Regions from separate parts of the Homo sapiens genome. Here regions 2 and 3 are each linked to region 1. Evidence: chromatin contacts called from ENCODE Hi-C or POLR2A ChIA-PET data. All regions are on one chromosome and are shown on one strand. The core of a region is the stretch at or near the end of the contact, and the rest is flanking DNA. Distances in the headings are between cores, read along the strand shown. Region 1 overlaps BABAM2 (BRISC and BRCA1 A complex member 2). Region 2 overlaps BABAM2 (BRISC and BRCA1 A complex member 2). Region 3 overlaps BABAM2 (BRISC and BRCA1 A complex member 2).

Region 1 (4,637 bases), core at 1,528-4,027:
GAGACAGGGTCTCAGGGCTTTGCCCAGGCTGGTCTCGAATTCCTGACCTCAAGCAATCTTCCCGCCTCAGCCTCCCAAAGTCTGGGATTATAGGCATGAGCCACGGTTTTACACAATTATAAAATCTTTTAAGGCTAAATACAACCCTTTTCTATTTGACTAGGAAAACTTGGCTATGATGGCCTGATTTTATCTTTTTCTTTTAAAGTACTTCACTCCTTCTCAGAAGGAAAGAATTCAGGGTGATATACTGATGAACAGTCTTCAAGTAAGGCATATGAAAGTCTTTATACTGTGATATCACAAAACTTCACATTTCTAACATTTATTATCTTTCACAGTTTCTTTGGGTCGGAATTTGGGAATGGCTTGGCTGGGCAGTTCTAGCTTAAGGTCTCCCATGAAGCTGCTGTCATAAATCAGTAACAGATAACTAATAAAGCAGGGAAATTCACTCATCTAGAAAGCCATTTCCTTATACAAGTATGAAAAAGCTAGTAAAGAAAAAGCTACTGGCTACATTAAAATTATATTTATAGAATGGCAACTTGTCCTCACACATAGTTAGAGCCAAGGTTGAAAAAGCCAGTATTCCAAATTGAATCACTTTTAATTTAAAAATTATTTTTAAATATTTTAAAATTGCTGACGGTTAAGTATAATTTCAAATTTGTCTCTCAACTATATTTCATCAGTGTTCACTGTGTGTCTGGCACTAAGTGCTAGGAATATAGCAGTAACAAGAACAAAAAACATATCTTGGTGTTAGAGTACAGAAAGGATTTTGGATAAAAACTATGCTGTAAAAATATATCTTTTACCAATTTCAAATTACCTAAATATACCAGGAATGCACTATTTTAAAGTTTAACATGTGAGTGAACAAAGGGAGTTAAACTCACATTATACAGATTATGAAAGTGGGAATTATCAAGCGGGAATTCTTGATAGCATCAAAGGAGGTAGTTTAATCTAGTACTTTATTACAGAAATGGCAGTTAATCATTGACGCAATAAAATGCTGAGCGTAAGAACCTTCGCACATTCTCATCTGTTGAGTCTCTTATTTTACATTTAATCACATGACTCCCAGTATTATTTGTCTATTTTTCTCCTTGTGGCTTGTTTTCCCAACCAGATCATAAGATTCTAGTGTCAAGCGCTATGTTATACTCCTTTTTAAGTAAGTCCTAGTATAGCACCTAGCACAGTGCTAAGTATCCAGCACTGATGAAATTTTAGCATATTACTAACACTCATAAACTAAGTTCAAGAACTGTCATTTTACAGATGATGACATCAAAGAGCAAAGGGTCTCACTGGCACTCTGGGATTGGAAACCACTTACAGGACACGCTAACCATATCTTAGTCTCCATGGCCTAGGCATCTTTAAATCTCCAGTGTCTAGCACTGATATCCAGGAGGTGAACACTCCAACAACTATGTAGGAGGATAAAGGTTTGCTGAATGAATGCATATATCTTGACTCCTAGTGTTGTACTCTTTTCATGATTAAAAACAACAACAAGAAAAAAAGACTGTTGATTTAACTGGAATTGGGATGATGTGCTCATCCTCACCTCCAAGAAAGGCAAAAGTGTGATTATTTGTGGAAGGTTTTCCCTTTGAAGAACTGTACACACAACTCAGAATTTAAACTTTAAGTTATTACCTATAATTATTATATTTCCACAATAAACAAATAACAGCAGCTAATATTTGTCGGGCATTTACTAATGTGGCAGGCACTATTCTAAGCTCTTTAATTATATTAAACTATTTAAACTTACAGCAACCTTCCAAGATAGGTGCTGTTATTACCCCAATTTACAGATGAGGGCACTGAGGCACGTAGATGCTTATGTAACTTGCTAGTGAGTGACAGAGCTGGGATCCAAACCCAGGATGTCTGCCTCCATGGCCCACTTTCTTAATTACTACATTAAACCATCTCTCAATAATTTAAGAGAAAACCATCAGATTAATATCTTATGATTAGTGAATTATAAATCATAATTAGTGGCTTATAAAGATTTATAACTATAAATCTCATAATTGGTGAACTATAAATGTTTTCAACAAATGATATTTTATTAAGTACCTAGAAAAATGAGAAGTAAAAGATGACAAAATATTGCCAAAAAGAAGTTCTATTACATGCGTTCTAATGAAAAGAAAATTATTTATCAGTAATAAGTATAAAAACTGTAAACACATAAATCAAGGCTACAAGAGAGGGAACAAGCCCCCCGTAACTTGACACAGACTCTACAATGATGACACTGTTCACTGATTTAGCAAACTATATATATAAAGTTTAAGTAAATAATGAAAGGTAAATTTGGATTTGACTCCTCTTTAAATTATCATTTGTTCCTAGTTACTGAGATCCGACTCAAATGTTAAGGTTTCACTATAAAAAAATAAAAGTAGGCAAATTTTACTATACTTTATAGGCTTTTTAGTGACAGCCAAGAACTAATCTAGATTAACAAAGCTATATGAAGATATTCTACAACCTTTAAAACATTAGCAGTTTTAAAATAATGCAAAATATAAGAAAATATATTCTTTCTGGCTTAATAGGGCTAACCCTGTTTTTTGATACACTGTCTGGAAAAAAATAATGACTTAGACCATTTCTATTCTTCAAGCCACCTAAAAAGAACAAAGTAGATGAGTCCAGGGTTCCTTCCCTGAGTCTACGTCAGTTTCCTTTACCCTGACTATTAATTTACCATTTGGCATGTGTCCTACATAGCTTCCTGTTTTCTTGATAGTGACGTTTGTGCTAAACCAACAATATTTAACATCAGCTGAGAAGGAAGTCTTCAACTTTGGCAACCTAAAATAACAAGTGACTCTCAAATAAAATATGCTCAAAGATCAATAACCACCTTTTAAAAAAAAGTCACATATTACAGTAAATTACTGTTAACTAATATTAACTACATTTTCATCTTTTAGAATTTATTTTCTCTGAATTAAATCTAACATAGATTACTCAGTTTCAAAAATTATCATGGTTTCTAGACTGGATGCAGCAGTAAAGAAGCTGGAAGACTGACAAAGGGTATCTTAACATCTATCTAAATAATCTAAAACATGAGCATTTTATCTGCAAAGGCATCTGAACTGGTTCATGGAATCTTACATATTCAGCCTTGAAAGGGCTATAATTATACCCCATCTGACTGGCCAGACCAAATCCACAAGGTCAAGTCTTAGACCTTTTTACAAGCAAAAAGGACAAATTAAAATCGGTAAAAGAAGACAAAATTGCATTCAGATAGATTTTCTCGGTTGATTTTCAGGGGAATGGGGCTATGCATTTGATGACATATGATATTCTTGATACATCAAGTACATTCTATCTCTAAAGCCTAAAAACTATGGCTAGACCCTCCTAGAAAAAATGATACATTTAATTCTTAGCATAGGATTCCAAAATGCCATCACCAAAATAAGTGACTCAGCCCAGAATGTTTTAAAAATTACAAAATTAAAATATTCAAGAAAATGTGTTTGCCAGTTCATGTGGCGTCAACTGTTATTCTCAGCTTCTATGCCATATCTCCATTTATAAATGATAAACTTCAACTCTACTTTAGAGTAGGAAGTATTTTTAAATGTTGGTAGGTGTCCCTATAACAAAAATGTGGTTTAAATTACAATATGGTTTCAGTAGGAATGATGGGCTCACATACAGTTTTTAACAGCTAACTAGGATCGGGAAAAAATCCTTTAACTTTTTCAGATAGATGCTTAGCTTATTAATTTTCAACCTTTCTTCTTTTCTAATATGTGCATTTAATTAACTCTGCTAAGAGAATAAGAGGAAATTGATAGGATTATCTTAATAAGTACAAGTGTTTGATGAAATTAAACATCCATTCATAATTTTAAAAGCTCTCTATAAACTGGGATAAAAGGGAACTTCCTTAATGTGATCAAAGCTATCTACAAAAAACTTAAAGCAACATCATACTTAAAAACAAAACATTAAAATTTTTTTCTTTGAGATAGAGGATGAGACAAGAATACCAACTCTCATCACTTTAATTCAACATTGTACTGGAGGTCTTAGCCAGGATGGAGGAAATAAGGAGTATAAAAATTGGAAAAGAAGAAACAGAACTTACTTTTTTGCAGAAAATGTGACTGTGAACATAGAAAATTTTGTAAATGTTCATATGCACTATTGGAATGAATATGTGGGTTTAGCAAAGTTGTTAGAGCATACATAGAAGTCTATTGTATTTCCATATACCATCAACTGTCAGAAAATAAAACTTTTAGAAAGATGCCATCTAAAATAATATCAAATGATCAAATATATAGAAATAAATGTTACAATAGATGTGCAAGATCTCTATGCAGAAAGCTATTATTAAGAAGAAAATAAGTAAACAAATAAATGAACAGAGATATCATGTTCATGGATTAAAAGACTCATAATGAGGCCGGGCACAGTGGCTCATGCCTGTAATCTTAGCACGTTAGAAGGCCAAGTCAGGTGGATCACTTGAGCTCAAAAGTTTAAGACCAGCCTGGGCAACATGGAGAAACCCTGTCTCTACAAAAAATACCAAAAAGTTAGTGGGCATGGTGGCATGTGCCTGTAGTACCAGCTAC
Region 2 (4,637 bases), core at 1,033-3,532, 57 kb before region 1:
TTTCACCCTGGAGCAGATGATATGAACACAGAGTACAGATTACCTGGACACTGCTTACTCCAACTTTTCATAAAATGGAAGAGTATGCAGGAGAACAAAGAAATAAAAGCAGGATCAGAGGTGCTATAAGGCGAGGTTTAAAAAAAAGGAAGAAGTGTTACAACCACCTAACAACAAAATAAGAGTTTCAAGTCTTATTTTTCATTACTCCCTGAAACTTGCCAGGCTATAACAGTGGGAGCAATGGGGGCAGAAGTTCCTTCCTTTCAAAATGCACATCAACAGTGCTTTATAATATGACACATACATGAAATCACAGAAATGTTAAATACAAAGTAGATTTTATTTACACGCTTGTGCCTTAGCAGCTGACAATTTTTAGAAGGTATCAGCACCATCTCAGGAAGGCTCACTTACCAGATATGCAGAGTGGACCATATCTCCTACTCCCTAATTACAGAAGGAACACAGCCTGTCCACAGGATACTTGCCTTATTCCTCACCAGTGAAATATTATCATACTATTTTGTCTATCAGTTTCAATAACTGCCAGGAAAACATAGTTTCTAAGAAACAATTCAATACTAATACAACTAATACAATCACTAATCATTAGAGAAATACACATCAAAACCACGAGATACCATCTAACATCAGTCAGAATGGCTATTACTAAAAAGTCAAAAAATAACAAAATGCTGGTGAGGCTGCACAGAAAAGGAAATGCTTACACACTGTTGGTGGGAACATAAACTAGTTCAGCCACTGTGGAAAGCAGTTTGGAGATTTCTCAAAGAACTTAAAATAGAGCTACCATTCAACCCTGCAATCCCATTACTGTGTATATACCCAAAAGAATATAAATCATTCTATGAAAAAAACACATATACTCATATGTTCATTGCAGCACTATTCACAATAGCAAAGACTTGGAATCATCCTAGATGCCCATCAAGAGTGAATCTGATAAAGAAAATGTACATAGGCCAGGCGCAGTGGCTCACACCTGTAATCTCAGCACTTTGTGAGGCTGAGGCAGATGGATCACCTGAGGTGAGGAGTTCGAGACCAGCCTGGTTAACATGGCGAAACCACGTCTCTACTAAACAAAAAAATACAAAAATTGGCTGGGCATGGTGGCGCATGCCTGTAGTCTCAGCTACTTGGGAGGCTAAGGCAGGAGAATTGCTTGAATCCAGGGGGTGGAGGTTGCAGTGAGCCGAGATTGTGCCGCTGCACTCCAGCCTGGGCAACAGAGTAAGACTCCATCTCAAAAAAAAAAAAAGAAAAAAAGAAAATGTGGTACATATACACCATGGAATACTACACAGCCATAAAAAAGAATGAGATCATGTCCTTTGCAGCAATATGGATGTAGCTGGAGGCTATTATCCTACCAAACTAACCAGGAACAGAAAGCCAAATACCACATGTTCTCACTTGTAAGTGGAAGCTAAACATTGGAGTATACATGGACACAAAGAGGGGAATAATAGACACTGGGGCCTACTTGAGGGTGGAGGGTGAGAGGAGGGTGATGGTCAAAAACCTACCAATCGGGTACTTTGCTCACTATCTAGGTGACTAAATCTTTTGTACACCAAACCCCAGTGATATGCAATTTACCCACGTAACAAACCTGCACATGTAACCCCAGAACCTAAAATGAAACTTGAAAAAGAAAAAAAGAAAAAGGTAAATGACTGGTTTTCTGCCAATGATAGATTATTCTTATCAGTTGCTGCATTAAATGATTACTGACTGAAACTCCAAGTATGGAAGTGAGAGTCAGACAAGAACTTTGTGGAAACGCCAGTTTGAAGGAGATAGTCTCAACAAAAAGTAAGTTCAAGCAATAGAGTTTGTGTCCGTCCATTTTTGCATCACTATAAAGAACTAACCGAGGACTGGATAATTTATAAAAAGAGGTTTAATTGGCTCACAGTTCTGCAGGCTGTACAGGAAGCATGGTGCCAGCATCTGCTTCTGGCAAAGACCTCAGCAAGCTTACAATCATGGCAGGAGGTGAAGGGAGAGCAGGCACATCACAAGATGAGAGTGGCAGTGAGAGCAAGAGGAGGTGCCACGCTCTTTTAAACAACCAGATCTCACATGAAGTCAGAGCAAGAACTCTTTCATTATCACAAGGACAGCACCACACCATTCATGAGGGATCCACCCCCATGACCCAAACACTTCCCACTAGGCTCACCTCCAACACTGGAGGTCACATTTCAACATGATATTTGGAGGTGACACATATCCAAACCATTTCAGAGCTTTACGAAAAACTTTGAAGAGGTGACTCATTTCCAAGAGTTAGCTCTAACCCTTAGTGTGTCCTTACACTGAAATTTAATATCTCTCTGAAAATTCCATTTGCTGGTTCTGAGAACTTTATGGGACAAGTTTAATTTATCTGTAATATCACAGCCCTTCAATTATTTGAAGGCAGTTCTCGTGACCTATCTTTCAACCCCACTAGGAGTCACCTCTTAGACAGGCTTACTATCCCAGTCTCCTTCACTATTCCTCATCTGACTTGTTTCAATTTCCTTCATCATTTGGCTCTCTCCTCTCTGAATATGTACCAGTTTGTCTATAGCTCTCTTAGAGGATAACACCCAGATCTCAAGATAAGATTCTAGGTGTGTTCTAAAGAGCACAGAAACAAATACAAAAATCCATGCCTTAATTTATGTATTAAACTTCTATTGATAAATGGCATTGTAAGTTAAAATAGCTTTTTTGGCAGCCTCATCAGTAGTGACTCCTATTATGCTTCTTATTAACTAAAAGCCCTAACATTTTTATGTATTTACCACTGCTAAGCTACATATCCCTCTTCTTAACTGGGACAACTAAATTTTAGAATCCATTTTGAAATTTTAAATTTATCTGTATTATATTTCAGTATCGCTAGATTTACCTATTTAAAGTCCATCATGATATTCTTAGATTCTACTCCAATTTTGGGTTGGCACTCCTAACTTCAAATTATAAACATACTGGCTAGGCATCCTTCTGGAAACCTCCCTTTATGACAATTTATAAACAATAAACAATCTTGGGTGCAATAATTTAAACAATAATGTCTAACCAATAATAATATGAACTTAAACATTCATCACAAGTTTGTCAAGGAACTTGTCAACTGCCTCAGCAATGTAGGCTGTTGTGCCTACAAATGCAAGGATGCCACTAATTATTCCATTGCACAGCATTCTTTTCATCTTGAGTGGTAGAGTTTAATTTCCAATATCAAGGAAAAAGACTCTAAGGAATTACTACATCTGAGAGTTGGCATATTTACATGAATTAGGCTCTCAAACAAAATCTGTAGAACAAAGGATGGAAGTAGGGGGCAGAGGCTAAACTTAGGTCATTTAAATTTGCCTCCTCTTCTTAGAAGACTTCCTTCTGCCATATCCCTCTCCTAGACTTCGGACCACACCTAATCCTTCTTTGCACTTCTAATATCTGAAGCAGTGCTATGTAATAGAAATAATAATGCAAGCCACATACATAATTTTAAACTTACCAGTAGCCACATTCAAACAGTAAAAAGAAAAAAGGTGACATAAAAATTATAAACTATTTTTTAACTTTATACACAGTAAAATTCATCTTTTTCTGTACACCTATAAGAGTTGTATAACATGCAGAGATTTGTGTAAACATCACCAAAATTAGGATACAGAACAATTCTATCACTCTCCAATATGTCTTCATGCTATCCCTGTGTATTTAAATATTCCGACCATTCCTTATTCCTGGAAACCTCTGACCTGCTCTTGGCCCCTTCAGTTTTGCATTTTTCCAGAATGCCATATAAATGGAATCATGCAGTATGTAACCTTTTGAGACCAGCTTCTTCTTTCACTTAGCATAAGGCATTTGAGACTCAAATTGCTGCATGTATCAATAGCTTGCTCCTTTTTTATAGCCTACTAGTATATTCCATTGTACAGATGTACCATAGTTTGTATATCCATCTACCCAATGAAAGACATGTAGGTGATTTCCAGTTTGTGATGATTATGAATGATGCTGCTACAAACATATATGTACATGTTTTGCGTGAATGTACATTTATCATTTCTAGATAAATGTTTAAGACTGGATTGCTAGGTCATATGATGAAGTGTATCTTTAACCATAAAACAAACTGCCAACCTTTTTTCCTGAGTGACTATTACATTTAGCAAACCAACAACGCATGAGAGTTCCAGTTTCTACACATTCGTGCCAACATTTAATATGGTCAATTTTGTTATTATTGTCATTGATTTTAGTCATTCTAACAGGTACATCATGGCATCTCATAATGATTTTAATCTGCATTTTCCTAATGACTAATAAAGTTGAGCATCTTTTCATGTGTTTATTTGCTACCTGTATATATTCCTTGGTGGAGTATCTGTTCAGATCTGTTCCCCATTTTTTTTATTGTTGTTGGTTTTCTTAATGTTGACTTTTGAAAGCTACATATTCTTGAAATTTGTTCTCTGTTAGATACATGATTTGCAAATATTTTCTCTTACTGCTTCTTGTCCTCCTCTTCCTCTTAACAGTCTCTTCAGCAGAGCAAAAGTTTTAAGCTTCAGTGAAATCCAATTTATCAACTTTTTTCTTTT
Region 3 (4,637 bases), core at 952-3,451, 34 kb before region 1:
AAAAAAAATGGAGGCCATCAAATACTGTACTTCAAAATTTGGACTGAGTAGGTCCTCAATAGTAACTGGTGCATAGATGAATGAATTAAAGTACTTTGAAAATTGTGGATCCTTTTCTTTCTACAGGAGATTGTCATCCCTGCAATTGCCTGGCACTTGTTTTACCCAAGTGTAGTGAGATAATGTTGCAGAAAACAGAAAAAGGAGAAACAGGAAGACAATAACCAACATTTTTTTAGCCAGAGAAGAAACAGTTTTGCAATTTGCTCTACACTGGGATGACCAAAGCGTCTGATTTCAACATTAAGTAGCATTCATTCCTTAGTCATGATATACTTTAGGCATACTGTCGAGCAACACATCTTGTGTCTAAATAATCATTTCATGATTTGCTTATCAGATTCATCCCAAGGACAGAATCAAAAGCTCTGCTAAAATTGGGATAAATTAAATTTATCTTTTGCTTCCAATGTACTATACTCATCATTCTGTAATAAGAATTGATCTATTAAGAATTGTTTTTTACAAAGCAAAATTGGTTAGTCCTATACTAGTCCAAATGTTGGCAAACTACTTTTGTGATTCTTTTTCTGAGTTCTTTCTAAATATGTATGTCAACCTGCTCTATATAACCTTCATAATTATCTTTTACTTTCTTTAATGCAGAAACTATGCTGCTGCTTTTCAAATCTTTAGATACTTCCTTATCCCACTGGAAGATTCCCAAAATTACCTAGTGTCCTTCCAATTAAGAATTTCCACATAAGACATCATCTTTTAGTGCCTTTGTATCACTCATTTAATAAACATTTCCTGATTGTCTACTGTGTGGGTCATCGGCAACAGATCTTGGAAATCACAGAGGATTCTTGCTCCTAGAATTTAACAATATATTATTTTAGAGACTAAAGATTTGGTTTGATAGAAATAATCTGGACATCAAATTCTTTCATATCTCAAATCCAAAAATTTCTTCCTTCATGCCATCCTTAGCGCACTATCAGGATTTGGGGTGTTTCTATGATGTTATTGCTTGATACCCATAAATCTGACATAAATTTGGCCTTCAAAAAGTTTACTATTTTTCTATAAAGCAGCACAACTTATCTTTCCTTTCCCTTCATTTATGTTAGGAACCAGAACATAAAAGAAACCAAGAGCTACATTAATAATCTTGTTTAACTCTACAGAAGATATGGTTTTCGTAAAGATGAAAAGAAGACAACTCAGAAGTATAAAAGATCTGTGCCATCATAGATTATTAAGAATACCATTTAAAATAATTCATGCATGAGGTTGTATCCTCTTTATAAACAGGTTCCTCTCTTAGGTGAACTGGGGTAAAGGTAATCACCATTCTACAGGAAAAAAAAAACATGTTGCCAAAATGTGACCTGTGAGTCATAAGAAAGGAGGAAAATTGCTCATTTTTCTAAATCTCACAACATAGGTCACCCATTATGGAATGAGAAATCAGAAACACTAAAACGATACTTTTATTTTAACATTAAATAGTCCAAAAAAAGTGCTTTAACTATCTCTGTTCGTATAGTTTGAAAATCCAGTGCAAATATTCAAGTCATACCCAAGGTAAATAGTCTTACCCAATGCTGATATTAGGAATAGAAAAATCTCAATGTTAAGGGAATAAAACACAGAGAAGAAATTAGGCCATGTTACTGTCCTTGACAATCAAAGCCTAAAACAAAATAAAACTAAAAATTCCCGTGTGACTCTGAAGACAAGCATAACTTCATTTGCAATGGGGAGGAAACTTCCACTAATGCACATATCTGTGTTATGGAAAAACCAGACAAGATTTACAAATGATATAAAAGATCACTCAAGTTTTTGCCCTAGACCAACAAAACGATCAGAGTAATTTCAAATTGCTACCTAGTAACTTTAGAATTTGCCAAAGTTTGAAGTTTTTTGTTCTTTAAAGGAAGAAAGCAGCAATGAGTAACAATAGTGTGCTTCCTGGCCTTAGGAAGAGTGAGACAGGAGCTCTCCAGCTGCACTTCCTAGCAAAGTATGCCAGCTGCCTTCTGCAAACTGAGATCAAATTGCCAAGAACTTACAGGAGAGCAGTTATGATGGATGACCTAAAATACTGATCTGTTGCAAAGAGGATGTAGTGCAAACCACACAGGAACTGACAGGAAATCAGCCCTTGGGCTGGCAACTACAGATTCAAGAAGGCTAGGAATCCTGGACCTTTGACAGCCAAATTTCATCATCTTCCTTTGTAGGAAGAGTTACATTTCTGAGAGAGCAGTCTGAAAAATCTTGTACAAAGCTTTTTGGTGTCTATTACTATTTAATAATACTGCCCCCTGCCTGAACCACTGGTTTCCTCACATGTGTTAAAAGCCCATCGAAGGTCCCAGAGCACTACTTGACCAAAAATCACATGTTTGCTGGCACACACCTTCATTCTCTCAGCCACGAGCCCACTGAATGCCATAAATGATTCACAGGCTGTCATGGTGGTAAGAAGAAAAACTAATATTTGGAGTTCACCAAATAGTGAGTCATATTTCTGGAAGAAAAGAAAGCCTTACAATTGGCAATGCTTTGGCATGAAATTTTAAAAATTGTTTTTAACATTAATATTAATTCGACGAAAGTTGGCAAAAAGAAATTGATTGAGAAACGTGATATTTGGTCGGCTTATGCCACATAAAAGTCCAGTTCATGCTCCAAGAAAAAGGATGAGTAGGATATCTATTACCTATTTCTAGACTTGCCTTCTGTACTCACTGCTGCCAAGTTACTCATTCTCCCACACAACACTTTCCATACTAATTTTGACCCTTAAGAATCAAAAAGAAGTCTTGCCTTCTTTGCTCCCAAATGCCAAAATGGAATCTTTTAGTATTTCACCTTTATAAAGGGAATGTTTGAAAACAGCCCTCTTTGGCTGTGACATCAGTGAGTTGCTGAGGCCTCCAAGGGCCGGAGGAAGCATTCCCAGTCCCTCACAGTGCTGCTGCACTCCTACGGTGCAATCTGGCAATGGCCAGCGACCAAATCTTTAAAGCTGTTTTATGGTATTTAACATATGGTCATAAATTGCTCAGTGCTCTAAAGAGGGGCTAAATTTGCCGCCCCTATTGATGAGACATGTTCTTATTTATTTAAATTTAGTGGCAAGCTGGCATTTCTCCAGATGGAGAGGTTTAGGCATAAGTACAAAGGAAGAACTAACTAGAAATGAGTTGTAACTTTTCTATACACTGAATGCAACCCCACAAACTCAGGCTTCTGTGCCCAAGTTTGTGCACCGCTATCAAACACAGCTTACCAAATAGAAAGACAATAATATGAAAAGACTCTAATTTCTAAGGGCCAAGGAGGGATGAAACAAATTTTATTCAGACTGGATACGAATTTTGTTTTTAATCTCCTTCTCTTTCTCCTCAGGCTAGCTCTATTCCCACCCATCTCTCTTACCTGTCTCTTTATTCCCCTCACAAATTAGATGTATCTGGTCTTCATCTGAAATCCCACATCTGCAAAACTCTCTAGAACTTCCTTAATCTTCTGGCATTCACCTTCTTATTTTGCCATATTTTTCATTGTTTATTTTTTAATGGTTTTAATTTTCCATCACTAAAAACATGATCATACTTAAACATTTTGTTCCCTTCCTTTTACGAGCTAGCCCTGTAGCCAAAGGCAGAAAAAAAGAAATATTTTTTTTTTTTTTGGTGAGATCGTTGGTAATGATATTAATGTAGATGGTATCAAAAGAGAAGTGTGGGCCCAGTGCGGTGGTTCATGCCTATAATCCCAGCACTTTGGGAAGCCGAGGAGGGAGGATCACTTGAGCCCAAGAATTCGAAACCAGCCTGGGCAACATATAGAGACTCTGTCACTACGGTGGTTCATGCCTGTAATCCCAGCACTGTGGTAGGCCAAGGCAGGAGGATCACTTGAGCCCAAGAATTCAAGACCATCCTGGGCAACACAGGTAGACCCTGTCTCTATACAAAGTAAAAAAATTAGCCAGGCGAGGAGCTCAGGCTCCTCCCACCCCAGCTACTTGGGAGCCTGGGGTAGGAGGATCTGCTTGAGCCCAGGAGTTCAAGGCTGCAGTAAGCCATGATTGTAACACTGCACTCCAGCCTGGGCGACAGAGCAAGCCTCTGTCTCAAAGAAAATTAAAAAATAAAAAATTAGCCAGACATAGTGGCACACACCTGTAGTCCTAGCTACTCAGGAGGATCACCTAAACTCAGGAGTTCGAGTCTGCAGTGAGCCAAGATTATACCACTGCACTCCAGCCTGAGCGACACAGCAGGACCTTGTTTCAAAAAAAGAGAGAGAGAGAAGTGTGAAGGGTAGAGCCACTACTGGTTTTCTTTTTCACGTGCCAATATAGAACTGGCTAAAGAATCAAAAGTTAATTATCTTGCCTAACTCTGGAATGTGAAGAAAGATTTCAATAAATTGGAGGTTTGACAGCAGCCTGGGAACAGTATTAAAAGAATTATTCTATGAAGAATTAGGCTGTTTATATCAGACAGAAGTCTTGCTTTTTAATTTCAATACACAATTGTTTCCCCTGAAGCAGACCTAGTGAAAATCAACGGAGATCAGTGGTCGGATAATGCTACATGAAGCCTGCTATG

What was found. A loop is a pair of places that touch in the nucleus more often than their neighbours do. ChIA-PET counts read pairs that join two places held with the same protein, here RNA polymerase II (POLR2A). Pooled maps may share reads with other maps.
Region 2: a loop to region 1 is called in a pooled map, with 2.1 times the contacts of the local background. The contact joins two enhancer-like sites. A Hi-C loop is called at or near these places in 1 of 168 maps with a recorded cell type or tissue (CD8-positive, alpha-beta T cell) and 1 of 50 pooled maps. POLR2A ChIA-PET finds 5 or more read pairs at or near these places in 4 of 52 experiments (Panc1, activated CD4-positive, alpha-beta T cell, activated T-cell and 1 more).
Region 3: a map of endothelial cell of umbilical vein shows a loop between it and region 1 (7-fold over the local background). The contact joins two enhancer-like sites. A Hi-C loop is called at or near these places in 5 of 168 maps with a recorded cell type or tissue (CD8-positive, alpha-beta T cell, endothelial cell of umbilical vein, mammary epithelial cell and 1 more) and 7 of 50 pooled maps. POLR2A ChIA-PET finds 5 or more read pairs at or near these places in 6 of 52 experiments (CD4-positive, alpha-beta T cell, MCF 10A, Panc1 and 3 more).

What each region holds. Positions count from the first base shown.
Region 1 is chr2:27,918,816-27,923,452 of GRCh38, reverse strand. The region is part of intron 2 of BABAM2 (BRISC and BRCA1 A complex member 2); the gene reads right to left. Among named protein-coding and RNA genes, the nearest start is that of BABAM2-AS1, 30 kb to the right of the region's middle. Within about 2 kb of position 2,777, at least 6 of the 41 ENCODE cell types and tissues checked have a DNase peak (open chromatin) inside an H3K27ac peak, as active enhancers do; they include CD8-positive, alpha-beta T cell and endothelial cell of umbilical vein, where a contact is called at or near this core.
Region 2 is chr2:27,975,681-27,980,317 of GRCh38, reverse strand. All of the region lies in intron 3 of BABAM2 (BRISC and BRCA1 A complex member 2), which reads right to left. Among named protein-coding and RNA genes, the nearest start is that of MIR4263, 18 kb to the left of the region's middle. Within about 2 kb of position 2,282, at least 7 of the 41 ENCODE cell types and tissues checked have a DNase peak (open chromatin) inside an H3K27ac peak, as active enhancers do.
Region 3 is chr2:27,952,720-27,957,356 of GRCh38, reverse strand. The region is part of intron 3 of BABAM2 (BRISC and BRCA1 A complex member 2); the gene reads right to left. Among named protein-coding and RNA genes, the nearest start is that of MIR4263, 41 kb to the left of the region's middle. Within about 2 kb of position 2,201, at least 28 of the 41 ENCODE cell types and tissues checked have a DNase peak (open chromatin) inside an H3K27ac peak, as active enhancers do; they include CD8-positive, alpha-beta T cell and endothelial cell of umbilical vein, where a contact is called at or near this core.